Linked DNA regions of Mus musculus: region 1 is linked to region 2. Evidence: chromatin loops called from intact Hi-C (ENCODE). Cell type or tissue: left cerebral cortex. All regions are shown on one strand.

Evidence for each region. A loop is a pair of places that touch in the nucleus more often than their neighbours do. Peaks named below come from ENCODE experiments on the same cell type or tissue, not always from the same donor. Only the 100,000 strongest peaks of a DNase experiment are listed, where the experiment ranks them.
Region 1: a loop joins it to region 2, with 3 times the contacts of the local background. A loop is called at or near these places in 3 of 42 quality-filtered maps.

What each region holds. Positions count from the first base shown.
Region 1 is chr1:192,189,673-192,192,172 of GRCm38, reverse strand. It overlaps Kcnh1 (potassium voltage-gated channel, subfamily H (eag-related), member 1), which reads right to left and starts at 1,396. Exons shown (of 11, transcript NM_001038607.2): 1 at 1,087-1,396. The coding sequence starts at 1,165. In left cerebral cortex, a CTCF peak has its summit at 1,493; DNase peaks (open chromatin) are centred at 127, 683, 921 and 1,461; H3K4me3 peaks cover 1,797 bases; H3K27ac peaks cover 1,353 bases.
Region 2 is chr1:192,650,875-192,653,374 of GRCm38, reverse strand. The region is part of intron 9 of Hhat (hedgehog acyltransferase); the gene reads left to right. Among named protein-coding and RNA genes, the nearest start is that of Gm22265, 93 kb to the left of the region's middle. In left cerebral cortex, a CTCF peak has its summit at 1,174 (motif pointing right); DNase peaks (open chromatin) are centred at 1,260 and 1,442.

The DNA.
Region 1 (2,500 bases), 460 kb after region 2:
CGCCATGTTTACACTGGCAAAACCCAGCTCTTGAGTTAGGTCCCCACAGCCTCTCCAACGGAGAGAGTCGCCTGCTTCTGGAAGGAGAGGGGCCCAGAAGTCTGCTAGGGGGATCTCAGAATTGGGTAGCCTGGTGAACAGGTGTATGCAGCAACTCCCCATCTCCAGGACTGTATGTGCAAGCTGTGGGTCGGAAAGGTTTGGATAGCTCCCTTTGGATCGCTACTCTGAGGACTTTTCGCCTTCTGGGCTTCATGCTAATAAACCATAGGAAACTGCAATCTCTGAGTAAAAAGGTGTCGAAAATTATTCCCCTTCCATCAGTCATAGTAGGACTCTCTCCTCCCAGCTACAAAAACCTCGTGCTTGTGCACAGGTTTCTTGGGTAATGAATCGGCTTGTGATGGAGGACAAGATTGGGAGGGTTTAAAAGAGACAATAGATGCCAAATTTGTACCCGGGACCACTTAGTTCCCTCTGTTTCCCCGGCTGAGTCCAGAAAAACCATCGGACCTTCGTGAGCCATTTGCTCTAGCTGGTTGGCGAGGGTGCATAAGACAGCCCTGCCAAAGGGTTTCTTCTGGTCAGACTTTCCTGCTTAAGGGATGGAAGGTGGAGTTGGCAACGTCCCTGCACCCGAACAGGGCCAGGACCAGTAGCCCAGCTCTGCTGCTACCTCTGGCCTCCCTGCTCCTCAGGACTCCCGGGGAGCCTCCGCGGGGAGGCGGCCAGTGCGCATCAGGAGCGCAGTGCTTGAAGGTGGCCAGCCTGCAGCCACTTTTCGCATGACTTTTCTCACCAAATGCCAGGCTTTCCTGGAGAGGACAGCGGGAGGGCGCGGGAAAAGGCCCCAAAGGCGTAGGCTAGAGATCTCTCCTCCAGAGATGGGGCACACTAGACCCCCTCCAGCCCTGCCCACCTCCCAGGCCCGCAGGCAAGAGAAGCTGGTGAGCGGAGCTCCGGGATGCCCCCGCATCTGTTGGCACCAGGCGGGAGGCGTCTGCAATCACCGCACTCAGAAAAAAAAAAAAAAAAAAAAAAAATCAAAACCCACCTGGGCGACAGAAATCCAAAGGCAGTTCTTACCGTTGGACCGCCGCACGATGTTCTCCAGAAACGTGTTCTGCGGGGCCACTAGTCCCCGCCGGCCGCCAGCCATGGTCATCCTCCCGACTGCCGGACTCTGGGGGCGTCCGGCGCCGTGTCTCACCGCAGCAGGCGGCCGGGTGCGCAGCCCGCAAGCGTTCCTGGCTCCACGCGCCCCATGCGCTCCGCAGCCCCGGAGCGCAGGGGCGGCGGCTGGCTCCCGCTGCCGCCCTCGCTGCGCTCCGCACCTCCCCGCTGCGGCCCGCCCGGGTGTGCGCTCGAGTGCCCCGGGCTCGGTGCGCCGCGGCCGCCTCCCGTGGGCGGAGGGAGCCAGCCGGTCCAGGGCGCCCCCTACCGTGCGCGCATCCCTCGGGGACACAGCCGTAACCAAGAGCCACGGGGTGAGGCTGGAACCGGAGCGGCACCCTCTGGGTGCAGCGGGAAGTGTTATCCAGAGTGTGCCTGGGGTGTGCAGAGCACGGTGAGCAGCTTTATTGGTAAAGTCACATACACACACACACCCGAAAAGGTCACAAGAAGACTCTTTCTTTACGCGGTGTCAGATCGGAGTCAGAACCTTCAGGCTCTGCAAACAGCATGAGCTGCATGTCTATCCAGCTTCCCCAGAATTAACCAACCAAGTGTCTAAGGGCAACAACTTACAGAGTGACTGCCAGATTCAGCTCCCAGGAGCCGTTTTGGTTTGTCTTTACCATCAATGTGCCTGCAGCCTCCTCAGTTGATAAATGGCTTTCACCTGTTTGGCGTCTTCTCTTACAGAGCAATCATTTTACCAAAAAAGAAAAACAACAAAACATGAGTTGGCACATCGGGGTTTCCAGCTACAGTACAATCTCTTAAGATTTGTGTGTAAGGTGAAAAAAACAAAAAAAAAAACAAAAAACGGGAACTGGCTGTCCAGCATCAAAGAGGAGGGCTACTTCTGAAAGCTTCCCAAAGTAAAAGTACATCAGATTTTAATTAAACAGCCATAGCTGTGGCTTGGAGAAGCATCCACAAGGCACAGGTGAAGCAGGTGCGGCTTCACAGCAGGTAGAAATGACTTGGACCTCTTGTTCACTGAAGGAAGAGGGGGTGTTCCAACTGCACATAATGTGTACCTGTCGTTGTGCTGTGCGTGTGGCGGGGGACTGAGACAATGCCCACAGAAGGATGCATTGCTACTTGACTGGTTAGTTTCCAACTGGACAAAGATTCAAAATAAAATGCAAAGATAAACCCGCCGCTGAAGCCCGTGACGCCGGGGCTCACCTCCGGAAACACCTTAATGGTTCGCAAAGACACACTGTCTCAATTTTTTAATCTCAGAAGCAGAGCCAATTCCTTCCAGGCATTCTCTGAGTGGTCGAGCACTGCGGAGAATAGACGGGGGGGGGGGGGGGGGGATCCTGAC
Region 2 (2,500 bases):
CATTCAAGCCAAATAAATGAGTATGGCAATCACAAACATGAGAAGGCACATCAACAGCAATCCTGGGGTGAACTCTCTGGGGTCACTCCTTTTCAGAGAGCACTCATCTTAGTTGAACAAGATGGTGGGCTGTCTCCAGGGAGCTCACTTGTCCACTGTAGTGCTTCCTGCACAGTGCCCACCACCTGAGTGACTTTTGTGCTCAGAAATATGTAGAATCCATGCTTTTAAATTGTGTGTGTGTGTGTGTGTGTGTGTACATGTACACATGTCACATATCCTCCTAGATAGTGAGTGAGGTCTAACTTACTTGTATATTCCCCAGTCCCCAAAGTGCTTTTGAGCAAAGTGTTGCTAGAGGGTTTTTTAAAAAAAATTGTTTTCACCTTTATGACTACTATATTTAGATTTGTTAATTAGAAAATGTGGATTAAAAGTAACATAAATGGAAAGGAACTTTTTATACTCTGAGTGTTGACATCCACAGTTCCAGCCTCCATATGCAATTCTACATGTAGCCATTGCTGAAGATGTGTATCTGTTGATAAATTAAAAATAATGCCAGGTATATTAATGGAAGGACCCAAAATATAGGGTCCTTTTTAAATGCAAAAGTGAGGGAAGCTTTTAGCAAATGGGACTGTAAGATCTCTGGTTCCTAAACAATGCAGATGGCTTGTTTCCTGGGTGTTCATTTGTGGAGTGTTGTCTTAGCACCTTTTGAATTGCCTTCCTATGTCTGAGGCTCTTTCTGCCTTTTGAGGGTCATAATGTAAGGCAGAAGCCAGACACATTCTGCTTTTCTGCACACCACAGGTCTTAGAGCTCCAGTCTTGAGATTTAGATTCTGAGCTGTCACGTGTGGATGGAGGTGGGACCCAGTTTGCAGCCCAGGAATGGTTGGAGTGACATCCACTTTAAGAGATAGAGGTGTTGGTCTGGAGCCCAGTTTTGGTCCTAAATGGGCACCATTGAGTGCTGGTGGGGAAATTTGGGAACAGTTCCTGGCTGCGTTGCCTCCTGGCTGTCTGTGAGGTGCTTTTGGAGTTTGCACAGGCTACTGGGGTTTCCTTAACGAGTGCCTTTTGTGGTTTAACTGGAATACACTTCTATTATTTATATAAAAAATAGATAACTAAGGTAGTTATGTGATGTTCATGGCAGACACTCTGCTCAGCAGGGGGAGCACGTGATCTTCCATGAGGCTTTGCCCATCAGCTGCATCGATTCCACACACCAGAATTAAACCAAATTGCAGCTATTTTTTGCATCAGCACAAGAAACTTCCTGTGAGATGGGAAGGGCATGAGGTCGTGCACAGAAGCCCAGGGCTCGGGGCCGCCTGACATCTCTCTGCTGCAGTGATTTTTGCTTAAGTCACTTCTGCTGGGGACTGAATTTTCTTATTTGTGAAATGAGAGAATTCTTCCAGATAAACTCTAAGGTCCCTTCTGATCTCTGGTGAGTGGTTCTGGTGTGTCTAATATTAGCTCCTGTCCAGATCTGTGCCAGCCGAAACTCTGGCTGTTAATCCCATGTGGCTATTTAAATTCAAGTTGATTATAATTCAGTGAAGTTACCACAGTATTGTGATAGAATATGGAGTAGATACTTGGTCTCTTCTGCTGCTTCCTCGCACAGAGCTCTTAAAACCTTTGTAGATACCCACACCAGGAGGATCTTTGCTCTGAGGTTTTCCTTTGAGCTCAGTCCCTACGCGGATTGGCCAAGACCTTTGAAACCCCCTGAGCACCAGGAGTAGGACTCAGCTTCCAAATCCCTTAGAATTTCCAAGTAACAGAAGTGTCTCGTTCTAATGAGGCAAAGTCTAATAGACTCACAGCTAGCCTCGGGATGGGGGACCTGTTGCCAGGGGAACCAGCCATGAGTGTAGACGGTTTGATCTTGTCACCCCCAAGCCAGGCAGGAGGAAAACTGAGGATTTAGTTGTTCATGGCCGCTGTGACACTTTCCATAAAAGACCAAAGGAAAAGGCTTTTCATGTTGAAGACGATATGACCTAGCAGTGTGAGGGGGCACCTGGAAGGTTGAGTATTCAGAAAAGGCTAGCAGTTCCCAGCCCCTCCTCCCATGATTTGTCTAAGAAGCCCTTCCCACTATCCACATAGTGAACCTGTAAACATATTTAAGGACCCCCCCCCCAACTCCCTACTTCTGTGAAACATCTTGGAAAGTGAACTGAGACTCCCACGGGTATTTTGGGATTATCCGTGTGTAGCTGGTTACTCAGAATCAATAATAAAACAGCCAATGGCTTGTGTGCAGTCTCTGAGACTGCAGAGGTGTGGGGGCTACTCTGTAGGATTGAACCCAGAACCTGAGCTGTTTGCTCCCTCCATGTGGCTAGTTTCAGAATTACTCAGTCGTAGAGAGTCAATTGCCCAGTGTTGGGGGCAGATCTGTTTCATAGCTGCTCACAGAAGGATGCTGAGTTGGCGGTTCCTCTCTTGATAGGACAAACTCAGCAGCTCAGTTGCAA